Linked DNA regions of Homo sapiens: all the other regions are linked to region 3. The links are chromatin contacts, found by Hi-C or POLR2A ChIA-PET in ENCODE. All regions are on one chromosome and are shown on one strand. The core of a region is the stretch at or near the end of the contact, and the rest is flanking DNA. Distances in the headings are between cores, read along the strand shown.

What was found. Hi-C counts contacts between places; a loop is a spot of excess contacts on that map. ChIA-PET counts read pairs that join two places held with the same protein, here RNA polymerase II (POLR2A). Pooled maps may share reads with other maps.
Region 1: a loop to region 3 is called in a map of naive thymus-derived CD4-positive, alpha-beta T cell, with 8 times the contacts of the local background. The contact joins the promoter of AFG1L here to the promoter of CDK19 in region 3. A Hi-C loop is called at or near these places in 1 of 168 maps with a recorded cell type or tissue (naive thymus-derived CD4-positive, alpha-beta T cell) and 7 of 50 pooled maps. POLR2A ChIA-PET finds 5 or more read pairs at or near these places in 1 of 52 experiments (CD4-positive, alpha-beta memory T cell).
Region 2: a map of CD4-positive, alpha-beta memory T cell shows a loop between it and region 3 (11-fold over the local background). The contact joins the promoter of SEC63 here to the promoter of CDK19 in region 3. A Hi-C loop is called at or near these places in 1 of 168 maps with a recorded cell type or tissue (CD4-positive, alpha-beta memory T cell), 1 of 37 single-sample maps with no recorded cell type and 13 of 50 pooled maps. POLR2A ChIA-PET finds 5 or more read pairs at or near these places in 3 of 52 experiments (CD4-positive, alpha-beta T cell, T-cell and activated T-cell).
Region 4: a map of CD8-positive, alpha-beta T cell shows a loop between it and region 3 (6-fold over the local background). The contact joins the promoter of SCML4 here to the promoter of CDK19 in region 3. A Hi-C loop is called at or near these places in 2 of 168 maps with a recorded cell type or tissue (CD8-positive, alpha-beta T cell and naive thymus-derived CD4-positive, alpha-beta T cell) and 9 of 50 pooled maps. POLR2A ChIA-PET finds 5 or more read pairs at or near these places in 1 of 52 experiments (activated CD4-positive, alpha-beta T cell).
Region 5: a loop to region 3 is called in a map of B cell, with 8 times the contacts of the local background. The contact joins the promoter of OSTM1 here to the promoter of CDK19 in region 3. A Hi-C loop is called at or near these places in 3 of 168 maps with a recorded cell type or tissue (B cell, CD4-positive, alpha-beta memory T cell and naive thymus-derived CD4-positive, alpha-beta T cell) and 9 of 50 pooled maps.
Region 6: a loop to region 3 is called in a map of B cell, with 36 times the contacts of the local background. The contact joins the promoter of SNX3 here to the promoter of CDK19 in region 3. A Hi-C loop is called at or near these places in 3 of 168 maps with a recorded cell type or tissue (B cell, CD8-positive, alpha-beta T cell and ascending aorta) and 12 of 50 pooled maps. POLR2A ChIA-PET finds 5 or more read pairs at or near these places in 3 of 52 experiments (CD4-positive, alpha-beta T cell, CD8-positive, alpha-beta memory T cell and HEK293).

What each region holds. Positions count from the first base shown.
Region 1 is chr6:108,293,763-108,296,462 of GRCh38, reverse strand. It overlaps AFG1L (AFG1 like ATPase), which reads right to left and starts at 1,409. Exons shown (of 13, transcript NM_145315.5): 1 at 1,245-1,409. The coding sequence starts at 1,383. RefSeq lists an enhancer at 1,068-1,557.
Region 2 is chr6:107,956,908-107,959,607 of GRCh38, reverse strand. SEC63 (SEC63 protein translocation regulator) reads left to right here and starts at 1,400. Exons shown (of 21, transcript NM_007214.5): 1 at 1,400-1,722. The coding sequence starts at 1,599. RefSeq lists enhancers at 157-757, 1,360-1,961 and a silencer at 1,198-1,737.
Region 3 is chr6:110,814,122-110,816,821 of GRCh38, reverse strand. It overlaps CDK19 (cyclin dependent kinase 19), which reads left to right and starts at 1,353. Exons shown (of 13, transcript NM_015076.5): 1 at 1,353-1,813. The coding sequence starts at 1,686. It also overlaps a transcript of AMD1 not described here. RefSeq lists enhancers at 1,053-1,132, 1,706-2,258, 2,493-2,602 and a silencer at 1,773-2,082.
Region 4 is chr6:107,822,877-107,825,576 of GRCh38, reverse strand. It overlaps SCML4 (Scm polycomb group protein like 4), which reads left to right and starts at 1,264. Exons shown (of 8, transcript NM_198081.5): 1 at 1,264-1,451.
Region 5 is chr6:108,073,466-108,076,165 of GRCh38, reverse strand. OSTM1 (osteoclastogenesis associated transmembrane protein 1) reads left to right here and starts at 1,425. Exons shown (of 6, transcript NM_014028.4): 1 at 1,425-1,916. The coding sequence starts at 1,515. RefSeq lists a silencer at 1,215-1,654.
Region 6 is chr6:108,259,712-108,262,411 of GRCh38, reverse strand. SNX3 (sorting nexin 3) reads left to right here and starts at 1,372. Exons shown (of 4, transcript NM_003795.6): 1 at 1,372-1,652. The coding sequence starts at 1,491. RefSeq lists an enhancer at 352-1,187 and silencers at 1,315-1,574, 1,685-1,794.

The sequences.
Region 1 (2,700 bases), core at 160-2,659, 2.5 Mb after region 3:
CTAAGCAGCTAAGGGATAGGGATAGAAAAAAGCCTTACATTTTGCCATATTCTTTCTTGCACCTGTTGAAATTTATAGCATTTGCTTTTATTGACTACCAAAAATGAAAAATAAAATTTATATTATAATCCACAGCTTACACTACCAGAATATTCCATTATATCTTTATTTATTTATTTACTTTTAACGACTACTCCAGCAGATCAGGGCTACCCCCAGGCAGTGTGTGGAGCCTATTCCATTATACTAAATGCATTATGCTAATCTTTGCAGAAAGACGTAAGGTGACCTAATCAAAGTTCTAGTATTAATTTCAACTGCATTGATGATAAGGGTCAAAGATTGTCATATTTTTAGCTAAATTAATAAATAATCTATTAAGGTATATACCTTATTAAGGTCTATCAATCTATTAAGGTATATTACAGGGGTTGCTTGGATTTGAGAAAAAGGAAAACGAGTATGTGGATGAGGGAGACAAGGAGAATAATTTCATTCATTCATTCACTCAAAAATCATATTTGCACGTCAAGTACCAATCATTGCGCTAAGTGCTTAGGAAACAATGACACAATGTCCTTGCCTTTGAAAATCGTGCAGTTTAGTGCGAATACATGAATAGAGCAGTAAAACTGGCACTCTTGGTTACTCAGAATATACATTCATTCATTCATTCATGAACATATAACTGAATGAAGGAAGCCAGGGAGAAAGAAAGCCCGGTGACAAAATAATTCCACTGAAGCCCCTAGTGACTTGAAAAGAACACCAAGAATCGATCCCTCAATCTGAGAATGTGTGTGGACCTTCCTTCCTAGAATCACGAGAGACATCAGGGCCTGCAGAGGTCCCAGGCGCGGCTCTTCCTCCAGTGCCCGTCAGTCACCAGCCCCGAGAGCTTGGAAAACGCAGAGGGTAGGGGTCCCCAGGCCCCAACCCCACACCTGCATCTCTTCAAGCCAGGCACTCCCACTAGGTTCAGCTCTCTAAACGTCCCGGAAGGAACAAACTCTGAGTCAACCTCTGACCCTCAAAATGAAAGTCACTCAGGGTCATTTCCCTCAGTGCTCAGGGCTCATTCACAGACAGTATAAAAGGTCAAGAGAAATGGAAACTCCTCTCGAGGAGCCCTCAGCTTCGTGAAAGCAGGAGACACCTGGGGTAGATCGGACAGGGAGGGTAATCCCAGAGGCTTCTCCAGTCATATGCAGTCGGCTCGGACTACTCATGGCACAGTCACTGACCTTTCCAAAAGGGCTTCCCAGGGGCGGTGGCCAGAGGAGCGAGAGCGGCGGCCCAGGCCCCGCACCCAACACATCTCCCTCTCAGCGGGCTCTGTGCTAAGGGGCGCAGGGTAACCAAGAGCGACCAGGAGGCCGCCATCTTGAACTCCGTACGAGGAGAGGAAGAGGAAAACTTTATTGGAACCCAGAAGAGAGACGGTGGCAAAGTCAAACCCCGCCGTGCACGCTGAAGGCTCCACCCGAGAGAACCAAGGGATCAGTTAGGGAACGTGACCTCCAGTAGCCACATGGGCGGGCTGCACTCCCGTGCCCTCCCGTCCTTCCGGACGCTGCCAGCCGGGACTACGACTCCCAGCATGCAGTGGGGTGGGGCGGGGTGGAACGGAACAGGCAGCTCCAGTCTGGGCAGTGGGAGGGAGGGCGATTCTCCGCCCGGCGCTGGCGGCCGGCCGAGGAACCCGAAGTTTTCAAGGAATTGGGAAGTGATTATGACGGGTAGGCAGGTAACCACTCTTGAGCCTTTTAAGTTAGCTCACATGACCGAGATTCCGAAACCTGAATAAAATGGAGGTGACCCAATGGGCCCTCGGGTTTTAACGGAAGAGTGGTGTCACTTCGTCACACCTCCCTAAATGGTAGGCCCATTTTTTATTTTATCTCCAGCGTCCAACTCATCTTTGACGAGTACCTGAAATGTGCGCCTACCGCTTTCCCTTTTCGTATTTGAATAATATAAATGGTACGCACTCAAATGTTTTGAAAGATTGTATAAGTGGCATGGGAAAGCCAAGGGCCTAAGAAGGACTGTCGGTGGACGGAGAAGTCATGGGACAGTGTATCCGAAGGGTAACTTCTCATTGATCTGCCCTAATTTGATTAAACAATAAATGCTTTGACATACTATAATAAGCGAATTAGGAGTACAAATTGCTGTCCAGAAGAGGCTGGCAATCCAGTAAGCGAGATGAATTCCAGAAAAGATAATACAGGCCGGGCTAGGTGGCTCATGCCTGGGAGGCCCAGGCAGGAGAATCGCTTGAGCCCGGGAGTTTGAGACCAGTCTGGGCAACATAGCGAGATCCTGTCTCTGCAAAAAATACAAAACTGGGCATGGTGGCCTGTGCCCTGTAGTCCTAGTTACTAGGGAGGCCGAGGTGGGGGTTGCGTCCAGGAGGTGGAGGCTGTAGTGAGCTGGGATTGTGCCACTGCACTCCTGCCTGGGAGACAGAGTGAGTCCCTGTCTCAAAAAAACAAAAAAAAAACAAAAAAAAAAAAAAAAAGAGAAGGCCCGGCGCGGTGGCTCACGCCTGTAATCCTAGCACTTTAGGAGGCTGAGGCAGGCGTATCACCTGAGGTCAGGAGTTCAAGACCAGCCTAGCCAACATGGTGAAACCCTGTCTCTACTAAAATACAAAAATTAGCCGGCATGATGGCAGGTGCCTATAATCCCAGCTAC
Region 2 (2,700 bases), core at 151-2,650, 2.9 Mb after region 3:
CCAGCCTCTAGGGTCCCACAGCCAGGGGAAGGAGAGGCTCCCGAGAGCGACTGCTCCCGCCACCGTCCATCCCTGAAATGCAGTTTCCTGTTCACAACCCGCAGGGAGAATGCCAGTCACTGTCAGGAAATTTTAAGGTCCTGGGCGATGGAGGGTCAAGGGCACACTGGCTTTGTGGCATCAAAATGATATGGGTTTGAATCCTCAGACATTCTTTTACTGTGAGGGACCTTGGGCAGTCTCTCTGGGCCTCAATTTTCTCATTTGTAGAGCAGACATACTTTGCTTTATTCCATGGGGTTTACTGATGACTAAATGACACAAAACAATAAAGGTCTCAGCCTACCGCCTGAAGCTGGTGGTTATAATTAGCAGCTCTGGAATGGGTAGGGAACCATCTGTAACGGCTTGGGGAAATCTTCATCTGCAAGATGGGCACAGCGTAGATTCAAATCTGTCGCCCAGTGGAGAGCGATCCGGTCTCACTGCAACCTCCGCCTCCCGGGTTCAAGCGATTCTCCTGCCTCAGCCTCCTGAGTAGCTGGGATTACAGGCGCGTGCCACCACAGCCGGCTAGTTTTTGTATTTTTAGTAGAGACGCGGTTTCACCATGTTGGTTAGGCTGGTCTGGAACTCCTGACCTCATGATCCACCCGGTCTCCCAAAGTACTGGGATTACAGGCATGAGCCACTGCGCCCGGCCAGATAGTAAACATTGCTTTGAAAACACAACTGCAACCCACACCTCCCGCAACCCACACCTCCCCATCCCCCAATTTTTTTTTTTTTTGAGATGGAGGCGCGCGCCACCACGTCCGGCTAATTTTTGTATTTTTAGTAGAGAGTGGGTTTCACCATGTTGGTCAGGCTGGTCTCGAACTCCTGATCTCATGATCCGTCCGCCTCGGCCTCTCAAAGTGCTGGGATTACAGGCGTGAGCCACTGTGCCCGGCCTCCCACCCCCTATTCTAAATGACACTTGTTTCCAAAATATGGGGGCTGGAGGAGCAGATCCAGAACCCAAGGAAACGTGATCAACCAGGGCAATTAATCCAGAGGGCAGGACAGGCTGAGCCTCAGCTCTTCTCTGAATATCTGGGACCCCTGCGCAGCCAGGTGAACCGCCCGCGACCGCTGCTCCGGCGGGAAGCCTTCTCTGGGATCCTGTACGCCGACGCCCGGAATCCGGCGTGGTGCGCTGGGAAACTGAGCGGTGGAGGAAGGCGGAGCGGTTAGGGGCGGGACCCTAGGGGAGGGGTTGGGGGAGGGCTTTGACGTTAGGGCGGGGCTAAGGGCGAGACCTCGCCGAGTTCCACCGTTGCGCTCGCCACGTCTCCCTTAGCGAGCTCGCTGGGGACACGCAGGGGGAGGGAAAACTGAGCGGGGCGGGAACTATCTCCTCTCGCGAGAGCTGGCGACGGCGGCGGCAGCGGCAGAGGTGGCGGCGGCGTGTCCGTGAGAGTGGCGTGGGGGCGGGGAGGAGAGGCGGCGGCGGCAGTGTCCAAGCTACGCCACTCGGGCCGGGGCGTTGGGAGCGGGAGTGCAGAGCGTGGTCGTGGCGGCGGCGGTGAGAAGAGCGAGGCGGAGGAGGGGGTGCCATGGCCGGGCAGCAGTTCCAGTACGATGACAGTGGGAACACCTTCTTCTACTTCCTCACCTCCTTCGTGGGGCTCATCGTGATCCCGGCGACATACTACCTCTGGCCCCGAGATCAGAATGCCGGTGAGTCCCGCCGGCCTTTGCCCGCGAACCCGCGCAGGCCCCGCCAGCGCCCCCAGGCCCTGCGGCGCCCGCTTGCCCGGCCCCAGCCCGCGGCGTCCGGGATGACAGGGACGGTGCGGCCCGGCCTGTGTCCAGCGTCCGCCACTGGCGGGGCCCGGGTCAGCAGCGTTTCCCTCGGCGCTTCTCCACCTCCCTTCATTGTCCTCAGGAGTTTCGCTCGCTCCATCTTCTCCATTGTTGTGGACGCTCCTTGCAGCCTCCTCCTGCCTCTTTGTCTTCTCTGCCTTTGCTTTTATTGGGGATTTTTCTTTATGGAGGAAGCGGGATGGGGACTTGGGAGGTGAGCAAAGAGTTGGCCAAGAAGAGACTGAACGTGCGGGCACAACTCTCAGTCCGTCCAGTTCGCGGCCCTCATCCCCCGACTCCGGTTTCCCTGTTGCAGCTGCTCTTAACAGATGTTTTAGGGCATCTCTGAGCCGGGTGGCATGCTTAGGACTCCAATTGAGCTTTCCACCGCCTACCCCCGTCACTTCCTCCCGTTGCTTTTTCATTTGTTCACTCACTGTGGGGGTTGGAAGCAATGCCGTTATTCCTCTTAGCAAAAATAGGCTTTTTTCTATTTCCTTTTCTTCGGAGTTTCCTGTTTGTGACGGAAAAAGTGCAAGTATGAAGGATTAAGTCTCGTTTAATTAATCTTGTAGGGAATTTTGAGGTAGTGGGTCGATTTACTTTTGGTTCTAAGTCTTTTCACATTAAACAACATCGAATTAAAGCACAGAATAACAGATTCTTTTCATATTTCACTTGATGTTTGGGTAATGTTTGCATCCATTTGTTGCACTCTACTAGGACATATGGCAGATGGTATTCTTAAAGCTGATGTAACTGCGAGGGCCTAATGGGTTATTTATGGTAGTGTTAACAGTAAGGAGTGGGTTTTGAGTATTAACAACTTAGGGAAAGCTTTCTATTGCACAA
Region 3 (2,700 bases), core at 104-2,603:
AGCTCAGGAGTTGGACGCCAGCCTGGGCAACACAGCAAGGCCAGTCTCTTCAAAACAAAAGTGGGGTTTGGGGCTTCCAGGAGTGGTGGAGACAAGTTAAGAGAGGATAAGAGGAAAAAATGTCTAAGGTGAATAAAGGTTGACTTTTATGCAGATAAAAGTATCTCAGATGATACAAGTTGACTAGCAGCAGCTCTCTTTCTGGTAAGATTCCTTTAATTACGAAAATTTCCTTTAGAAATGTAAATTTCTCTTTACAAAGGAAGAGTTATTCTTTATTTTAGGCAGTAGTGGGATAAGTGAAGCATTTTCCTGTGTTGGCTGGATCTTAATTTATTTTGCTAAAAGACATCAATATGCCAGAGTGGCGTATTTTGGGGTGGCATATTCTGGACTCCTTCAGTTATAATTTGGGGTAGTGTGTCCTGAGCCCCAACACAATGAAATCAATCAACGTTCACCCTAACTAAAGGGGCTTTCTTAAACATTCTAGAACCTCACATCATGCATAGACCATAAAAAATCCTTTACAATTCAACCCAAAGGATCGTAAACGCGGCTTCCTCCAGGCACTTTTAATTGTCCTTAGACAGATGGCCAAAGCCTGGTTATGGGAACCGCATATGCTAAGAGAAAGCTGACTACAGCGCCAAGAAAATGATGATTGGCTGCTGGGGCTCAGAAGTTGCATGTTCTCCTCTGGCCAAGGCAGGCTCTAGGAAACTGCTGAAGGTTCAGTTTTTGAAATACGGTTTTTGCATCGTAAAGAAAAAAGATCAACCTATCAGGAAGAACCGAGCACATCCAATCACCAATCAAGAGCGGGAAAGAAGCCAAAGCCTGGGGATACCCACGCACCAACGAGGACGTCATTCTCCAGCCCCCGCCAATGAGCAGCGGGACGGGGGGCGGGGCAATAGGCGGACCCACTGCCCTAGAAAAGAAACAAGCTGCGGTACAACTGTCCTCACCAGCCCTCGCCTCCCGAGTCACTGCAGCCAACCCTTCAGCAAGGTGCTGATTTAATGCTTTCCATACTCTCTGCGTGGGGCTAGTTACAGTGAAGTATCCCCTTCCCACTAGAGTAAGGCACTTCTTTCCAGTGTCTCCCCGAGAACCGCAGAAAGCACACTGGAACTTCGAGCTTTCTACCTTCACAGGAACCGGGAGCCGTGCGCTACCTGAGGGGGAGGGGCGGCCCTGGTACGCAGGCGCGCATGCTTTGTGGGGGCGAGGCTGTGGTGGCCCGAGGTAACCTGGGAGCTGTATTTCTTACGCCGGCAAAACCGCCCAGGCCGCTGAGGCCTTCGCGACTTCATTTCCCAGGAGCCTCCGCGACCATGGGGCGGGCCAGTGAGTTCGCTAATGAGCTCGAGGAAGCCACGGCGCGGCCCACCAGGTTCCAAAACAAGGAAATGAAGGAGGGAGGCGGGACTGGGGGTGCCTGCGGGAGCCGCCGCCGCCGTCGCGGAGGAGGAGGAGGAAGAGGTGGAGGAGGTGGCTGCTGTGGCCGCCGAGGAGTCCCTTGCTGAAGGCGGACCGCGGAGCGGCGGGCGGCGGGCGGCGCGCGCGCGCGCGCGAGAGGCGGCTGTTGGAGAAGTGGAGCGGCGGTCGCGGGGGGAGGAGGAGGAGGGACTGAGCGGCGGCGGCCCCCGCGTCCCGTGCCTCTATGGGGGAAGCAGACAATGGATTATGATTTCAAGGCGAAGCTGGCGGCGGAGCGGGAGCGGGTGGAGGATTTGTTTGAGTACGAAGGGTGCAAAGTGGGACGCGGCACCTACGGTCACGTCTACAAGGCGAGGCGGAAAGATGGGTAAGAGCAGGGGCGGGAGGAGTAGGCTCGCTCGGGTCCTCGCCCTGCCCGCGACCTGGCGGGATGGGTGGGTCGGATCCCAGTCGGGCCGTGCCCGAGGGGCGAGGCGGAGGGGGTCGCGGGGTTGCGTCCGGACACCGACTCCGAGGGGCGCCCGTTCCGCCCGCCTCCCCCGCGCGGCCCCGTCGCGTACCTCGAACTCCCGCGGCGCAGCCCGGTCCGAGGCGTCGGTCCCGTCCCAGAGGGGCGCCCTCCGAGTGCTCGGAGACGGCGGGGGGACTCGAGTTGGGACCGCGGTGGAGGAGGAGTTTGTGGGGTCTAGTCTCTTGGGGGAACGCAGCGGGCAGGCAGAGCTCCGCTGCGGAGTTGCCGCTCCGGCCCTGGGTAGTGACGGTCGTTGTGGAACTTCCAATCGGCTGAGCGCCTCGCGGGGGCGGCGGTTTGAAACCTCGCCGGGGAGCCTGTCGGGCGAACGCGGCCTGGGGTCCTCGCCAGCCCCACGGCTCTGACCCGCTGGGCACCGCCGCCCCCAGCAGCGATCTCCGCCCTTCGGGCTGGCCGGCCCGTTGGCTTCTCTATGCAGTCCTCCCATCCCTGTTGTATGCCCGGCGTCCCGGGTTTCTCATTCTCACATTCTGAATTGCGTACCTTCCCCCTTCGAAGGAGACCTGATGGGCTAGCTGCGTTTCGCAAGCGGCAACTTAAGAGTTGGCTGAATTCTCTGCTACCCACCCTTTACCTTGCAGCCCCTTGGGTATCTTGGGTATTATGTCCTCCACTCCATCCTCTGCCAGATGACTGTGGGCTGGGGCTTATGGAGTACCTATATTATCAAGAACGGAATACGAAGTGACAGAGCTGGGCCTGAACCTTTGTTTTCCTAGGAG
Region 4 (2,700 bases), core at 15-2,514, 3.0 Mb after region 3:
AACCTGCCTTTTCCCATACAAAACAACAAAATTTGATGATTAAATGAACTAAAGTAGTGAATTTCTTCTTGCTCAATTAATTACAAGGCTTTGACTTAAAACAATTTTTTATATTTTCATAATAAATTTCAGAGGAGAGATTTCTTATGTACTTCTAATGTGACTCTACACATATATTTAGAGAAACCTCAAGTTGTCCATTGCAGTTTTTTTCACTCTCAGTAACTGGCCAGGTTGTGGCCTAAGCCTTCGTTAGCCCTGGTTGATATTTAGTCCCGGCTAAATTTGTTTGCTGCTCATCCCTAGGAGTAAGCCACATGTTTGTAGAATGGATGTTTCATCTTGTAGGAAATACCTGTGAATATGCCAATATCCCAGAGTGGATGAAATGGGCAATGGGGAGCCCTGCTCCACTTTACAAAAAGAAAGGAAAAGAAAAGATCCCTTCGCCGATATATATTGATTTGCTGCAGAAAATGCAATGGGGCATGGGAATGAATAGTCACTCTTGCCCTGTTTCTATCCTGTGCAGGTCCCACCACGTTGAGGTGGGTAGAGATGCTTACACACACACACATACAGGCCTGGAGCCAAAGTCAGGGCCGGCTTTAATGAACTGTACACATATGTTGTGGGCAGCCGCTGATTTAATATGTACAACCATGGTGTGTGCACACACCTGGATAGGCACACTGCTCTGGGAATCACACAGGGTCTCCTGAACAATGATGCTATTGTAATATTTCTTTTTGTTTTATTTGTCCAAAGTCAAACATTCACTCTGTCAGATCACCAGTGTCTTATAAGCCTGGTGTTGGCCCACACTGCTGCAGGATTGGGACAAAGAGACGATGTTACAGTCTGGTTTCTATGGCAACAGAGGAGGGGTAATGAAAACTGAAATGTTGGAAACACCCATTCTAACCATTGTGACATAATTCAGGTTATTACAAGGATGTAACTACCAAAGAAGCAGAAGTGTCATTACCTTGCAGCTCATGTCGACAAAAAGCTACACTGCACATTTCTCTTAGGCTGCTAAGAGGAAGGAAACACAAAACACACACACACACACACACACACACACACACACACACACACACACACACACACAGAGGCCTCGTTTTCTGCATGTAAAATGTGTGTGTTCTTTAAAAGCCAGTGGTTGGCTGGTTTTCCGGACATGATGTGGTTGAAGCTGTCATCGTAATGGAAATTCATTGCTGTAGCTATGGTAAATCGAGTTTTCTGCCTGTGCTGAATGCATTAGTCTAATGAGATGTTTGCAGCTGGAGCGCAGGGCTGCTGGAGACTAACTGTGAGCTACTAACACGGGTGGAAGATAGCTTTTGCAATACTCGGTTTGCATGTGCTGAAAGTCATCTGTCTTCTGAGTCAACACTCCCGACCTGGTAAACAACCTGCTCAGGGCTCTGGTGAACAAGCTGTAGGTAAGGGAGATGCACAATTGGAGGCGTGCCGTTGACACGGGATCTTTCTCTTGTAACTGTCAGCATGACAGGTTACCTGTTTCAGTTTTTTCTGGGTTGCATGCCTACCTCTATGGCAACGCACAAGAGTGTCCTGCACTAAAACCACTGAGTCCAGTAGGTAAACTTTAGTTCCTCATATGCAAAGTACAGCATTTAATTTATTAACCAGATCTCAGAGGGGAAAATGTAACATTGAATTATATAGTTTATAAATTTGGGCTATATACATGTTCATTACTCTTTAACTCTGCATTTAAATACCTAGAAAGTTATTTTTTTCCAAATGTGAACTCAAGTAACCGGTTAGTTATTTTTTCCCTTCACGATAATTTTGCTTTGTTTTGCTTTTTAATTTTAAAAAAATTGTACTATGTCTTGGGATAAAAATATTTACCTAAAATTTGGTTATTAAAATTGGTATGTTATGAACATGTAAAAGTGTTTTTTTTCCCATTTAATTTTATTTCAAATATCCCAGGTAGAATATTTCACATGTCTTTGTGCTGGTTTTTCCTAATTTATGAGGCATAAATAAGAATAATATTTACTGCTAGTTTCTGGTTTTAATTCGTTTTTTGGGAAAAAAACTGGTGACTATGGAGTATTAGCGGCAGTTTTCCCAAGCTCAAAATCACCTCCTTCCCAGGTGGAGCACTGTGACTTGAACCAGCTTCCACGTGCTCCTCCCAAAGCATGAGGGGTCCTCTCCAGGTTGATTGCTGGCTGGACAGGAGCGGTGGATGAGGCCAGGGTGCAGGCTGCTGAGCTGTTTTGCTGAGTTGAGGTGCTTGAGTCAAAGTTCTTTCCACTATCTGTGATCGTGAACGAGAGGTGTCTCCTCGTGTTGTCTCTAGATTCCATGACGGTACTCATGAGGGTTAGACAATCAGTGGCTTTCTGAGAAAGTGGTTTTTTACTGATCTCAGACACTACAGTACTTGAGAAAGTAATCCAGGCACTTCAGAATCAGGGTATTTGTTATATGCTGTTTTTCTTTCTTTTCAACCAGAGGAACCATTTTTGAAGAATGAGGGATATAGCTGCTTTTTTTCTCCACTTTTTTTTTTTTAAAGCAAAATAGAATATCTGGAGTGAAAGCATAAAAATAACTACAAAGGAATTCTTAGTGTGTTAAACTATCTGGGGGGTATAATATTTGTGTGGAGCATTTTTTGTGTTGCTTGGTAGAACTAGTCTGATAAAATGA
Region 5 (2,700 bases), core at 176-2,675, 2.7 Mb after region 3:
ACACAACAACAACAAAAAAGTTTTTGAAGAACCCTCAGAAACATAAATTAGGACCCTAAGCTAAGTAGACTTTAGTGCAACAGCTCTGCAATTTACAAGGCAAAAATTACAACCCTGAAAAGCAGGATGACACAAAGCCCGGAAATAATTTTCTACCAACCTGGTTGGTCAGATACTTGTCAGAAAACTGTTTTCCAGGTTATGAGCTTAAATTCTTTTTACAGACTGGCAACGGTATCAGGACGCTTTTTAGAGTGTCCCCTGCTATTGCCTCGGGCATGTCAGAAACTGGATAGGAGTTTCAAGTTGAGCAGTTTGTCCAGGATTTCCTGGGCTTTAGCACTGAACGCGCTGCGTCCCTGGTACCCCTTCAGTTCCAAGCAAACCTGCTTGTTGGCCACTGTAGGACCAGACTTACGTCAAGTACAGTTGCCACTACACAGATGTGGCTACTTACATTTAAGTTAAATACTTTTTACTTTTGAGATGGAGTCTCACTTTGTCGTGCAGGCTGGGGTACAGTGGCGCGATCTCGGCTCACTGCAGCCTCGACCTCCTGGCTCAAGCCATCCTCCCCGCTCAACCTAGGACTACAGGCTTGCGCCACCACGCCCAGCGGCTAATTTTTGTATTTTTAGTAGATACGGGGTTTCGCCATGTTGGCGAGGCTGGTCTCCAACTCCTGGCTTCAAGCGATCTGCCTGCCTCGGCCTCCCAAAGTGCTGGGATTACAGGCGTGAGCCACCGCGCCGGCCCTAAATTAAATTAAAAATTCAGTTCCTCAGCCGGCTCAACACCACACATGTGGCCAGTGGCTGCCTTAATAACGCAGATGTAGAATATTTCCCTCATCTCACAGAGTTCTGACAACGCTGAGGCAGACAGTTGAGAGTTTTTTTAAAAACAAAAACAAAAAGCTTGGAAACCGCTAGTCTCCACCACCTATAATAACCAACGGGCATTATTACTCTCTCCAAATGGGATGAGGAAAAAACTACGCTAAGGAACACCATGCAGAAAATCTGCCGAGGCACAGGCCAGCGGGGTTTCTCTGCGAACGCAGCCGACGGCCATTTCCACAGCGGAGGCCGTCGTCGGTCCAGCGAGGTAAGAAACTTGTAGGACGCCCGGAACTCCCAGAGGGTTGGGCGTTCAAGGGTCAGGACCCCCGAGATGCAATTGTCCAAAGCGGTGGGTGCTCGTGGTCACCGGCTGGCGAGCCTCGGCTACGGATACCCCAATGCACCACTCCGCCCCGCCCCGCGCCTAACGCCGGCTGGAGAGCGCGCGGCCGCAGGGTAGGCGCCCTCCCGCACGCGCGAAGGCCTGCGGCCCGGAGGCAGCCGGCAGCCAATGGGGCGGGGCGCCGCGCGCAGGGGGCGGGGCCGTGACGCGCCCTCCTCGTGACCCGGCTCTCGGCCTGCGCTCGCGGAAACCGGAAGCGGCGGCTGTCCGCGGTGCCGGCTGGGGGCGGAGAGGCGGCGGTGGGCTCCCTGGGGTGTGTGAGCCCGGTGATGGAGCCGGGCCCGACAGCCGCGCAGCGGAGGTGTTCGTTGCCGCCGTGGCTGCCGCTGGGGCTGCTGCTGTGGTCGGGGCTGGCCCTGGGCGCGCTCCCCTTCGGCAGCAGTCCGCACAGGGTCTTCCACGACCTCCTGTCGGAGCAGCAGTTGCTGGAGGTGGAGGACTTGTCCCTGTCCCTCCTGCAGGGTGGAGGGCTGGGGCCTCTGTCGCTGCCCCCGGACCTGCCGGATCTGGATCCTGAGTGCCGGGAGCTCCTGCTGGACTTCGCCAACAGCAGCGCAGAGCTGACAGGGTGTCTGGTGCGCAGCGCCCGGCCCGTGCGCCTCTGTCAGACCTGCTACCCCCTCTTCCAACAGGTCGTCAGCAAGATGGACAACATCAGCCGAGCCGCGGGGGTGGGTACAGGACCACGTCCGGGACTGTGGCTCAGGAGAGTTGGGAAAGGAGGAGGGTGTAATGATGGTCAGCGCTGGGGGCCTCAGTTTCCCCAACAGTAAGAAAAAGGGGTTGGACTGAGTCTGTAGAGTTGGGTCATCAGAAAAAGGGGGTGGCATTATGGGGCTTGGGATTTGGGTTTTTGCTTCCAAGAATGCTGTTGGACATCTTTGGTTCATATAGGTGTGATTGGTTTTCTTGGGGGTCCTGATTCCCCAACCCTCTTGCTCTTCCTCCACCCACTCCACCACGGCTTCTTCTCATCTTCACCTGGAGTTGCCAGGAAGGATCCTTTTCTGAAACAAGTGGGGTGGAGACACTGGTAGTGGTTAGAAATTTGAGCTTTGTAGCCAGAAATGTTCATGTCCACCAACTTCTAACTATGTAACCTTGGATTAATTATCTTCTCAGAACCTTAGTTTCCTCCTCTATAAAGTGGAAAGAACATCTGCCTAATGCGGCTGTTGGAAGAATTAAAAGAGATATTGCCTGTGACTTCATCTTAGTGATGTGAACAGTCTGGAGCTAGCTAGCGGCCAGGACTCCAGTTCCACTCTGCTTATTAGCGGTATACTATGGGCAAGTTACTTACATTCTCTGTGCCTGTTTACTAATCTGTAAAATGGGGATAAAAGGAGGTTTTAGAAAACAACACATAGTAATACCTCTAAGTAAATGGGAGGTAAATTTTTAAGAAATTGTAAGACTGCTCTTCATTCTTCATACCTTAAGGGTTCTCTAGGT
Region 6 (2,700 bases), core at 123-2,622, 2.6 Mb after region 3:
TCTCCACAAATAATTACTAATAATTTAAAATCTAAAGAAAAGGGGGGCGGGGAAGATCAGGTTATTTAAAGTAATTATAGTGTTAAACTTGACATATTAAAAAATGCAGAAATAGTTGTGAGGGATAACTCTCTGGGCAGAGATAGAAATGTATCGTATCTCAACATTTAAAATCTGCATTTCCCATTGGACCATAAGAGATGAACTAGGACCTAATTAATTGGGTTTTCTCCCCGTTTCTTTCTTTCTTTTTTTTGAGACAAAGTCTCACTCTATTACCCAGGCTGGAGTGCAATGGCAGATCTCAGCTCACTGCAACCTCTGCCTCCCGGGTTCAAGCGATTCTCCTGCCTCAGCCTCCAGAGTAGCTGGGATTACAGGCGCGCACCACCACGCCCAGCTAATTTTGCATTTTTAAGTAGAGATGGGGTTTCACCATGTGGGCAAGGCTAGTATCGAACTCCTGACCTCGTGATCCGCCCGCCTCGGCCTCCCAAAGTGCTGGGATTACAGGCATAAGCCACCGTGCCCGGCCTTCCTCCCCGTTTCTTAAAAAGGCTCATGTGAGTTGCATTTCCAGTCCTGTAGAGGTACGTTTAATACTTTTCAAAAAAAAAAAAAACTTATCAGGACTTCGTGAGAAACGAAAGTGGACACCCAAAGCAGCTTGCAGCCGGTCTACTGTTACTTTGTTTTAGCGGACCGACCTGTCTCCAAAATCGATTTGACCATAATGCTAGGATTTAACTAGGGCTTTAGTTTTTATTTCACTCCCCCACTTTACTGGTTTCAACCTATCAATCCAGACGCGTGTCTGGTGCAACGCTCGGGTTTATGGCAAAATCATCTCAGGCATTTGCTTAACCTTCTCCAGAAAGGCATTTTCAGGGGTTCACAGTGAGACGGTGCACAGGTTGGCACAGAGTTAGTAGGGGCAGTTTTGTTTCGATTTGCGGGCAAATCTCTAAGATCTCTCCGTTTAACTTTCGCCCGCAATTCCCAAAGCCGCTAAAGCCGTTTCCGGCGCTCTACCCCGCCGCAGGCCGAGGCTGGCGCAGAGAGACAGGAAGCGCCAGCTCTGGGCGTCTGGGTCCTCGCCTCCTCGGCCGCAGCCCCGCGGCGGCGCGCTCGCGGTGCATTGTGGGCGCTGTAGTCCGGCCGGAACCTGTTTGCGACCCCGAGTCCCATGACACCGCTTCTCCTCACACCCCAGTCCGCAGTGCCCCTCCCCAGCCTCGGCCGGGCCTCCCGGGAGCCGGGCGTGGCGTTCCAGCTAGTGAGCCGTTTCTCCCCTGGGCTCGGAGGCGGAAGCTTGAGGGGCGCGGGGAGGAGCTTCGCGTGCGGGGTGAACGCCCGCTCTACGTGCTCGTTCTCTTCGCGACCGCTGCGCGCGAGCCCCGTGTCCCCACGGCGGGCAGCAGCGGCGGCGGCGGCGGCTGAACGCGGAGGGGGCGGAGGGAGCCCGCGGCGGCGGCAGCAGCTACAGCGAAATGGCGGAGACCGTGGCTGACACCCGGCGGCTGATCACCAAGCCGCAGAACCTGAATGACGCCTACGGACCCCCCAGCAACTTCCTCGAGATCGATGTGAGCAACCCGCAAACGGTGGGGGTCGGCCGGGGCCGCTTCACCACTTACGAAATCAGGGTCAAGGTGAGGCCGTCTCTCCCCTCTCCCAAGAAACCCCTCCCGCTGGCTCTGGTCACCCCCACTCGACCCGGGAGTGGACCCCCGCGGGCAGCCACAGCCTCCCAGGCCGGGAGCCCCCTTGCAGAGGCGGGCCGGGGTCGTGAGCCAGGGCCCCTCTTCCTGTAGGGCTGGTGTGGGGGGCTGCAGAGCGAGCCCGGCGCGCTGGCACTTGGAGAAGGTGCTCGAAGAGGAGGGCGTGGGTTGAGCGCCGCTTGCCCCTCCAGCAGCTGATCAGGGAATGACATTTGAGTTGGAAAGGGGTAGATCTTTCGAGAACACATCCCTTCGCTGGGAAGGGAAAGAGATGTTGACAGAGAAAAGGGGCTTGCGCAAAGTTAAAGCCTTTTCCCAGTTTTCTCTTCCTGGAGACTTCCCAGAGGTAGCAAGCCAACCCGGCTGCTCCAGGCCCTTCCCGAGCTGCTAAAGTAACCTGGGTTGTGCAGTCTTCTGAACGGGACTTAATGAAAGTTCACAGAAGCCTGACAATTTTTGATAGGGCTGAGCCAGACCAGAAGGGTGATTGGACATGGTTGACTTCAGCATTTTGGGCCACCGCCCTGCCAAAGGCTGAGGTGTGGTGTCACCTACCTCATAATCCAGAACTACAGTTGCTTTAAGAAAAGACTAGGGATCTTGCTCTCTTAATTCGAGATTTGCACTTAATTGAATAAAGAAATCAACAGAAATAAAATATACCTAATTTCATAACTAGTATTTGTTGGCAATAATTTAGATGATTTGAAAGATGTTAATTGAAAATAGTGCTTCACTTTCACTCTATAATTCAGGATTAAAGAATTTGCCCATGTATGGAAGCATCTTTAAAAATTAATTACATTAATTTAAAGATGACAGCAAATTATTAAAAGTTAAGTGTAAAGCGATTTTTCCTTTAATCAAAATTTATATGACAAGCTACTATTAACATTTAAGTGAAAAAATTCTCATTAACTTACACACTTTGTGTCGTGAAAAACACAAAAATCAAATTTACCATCCTAACCATTTTTAA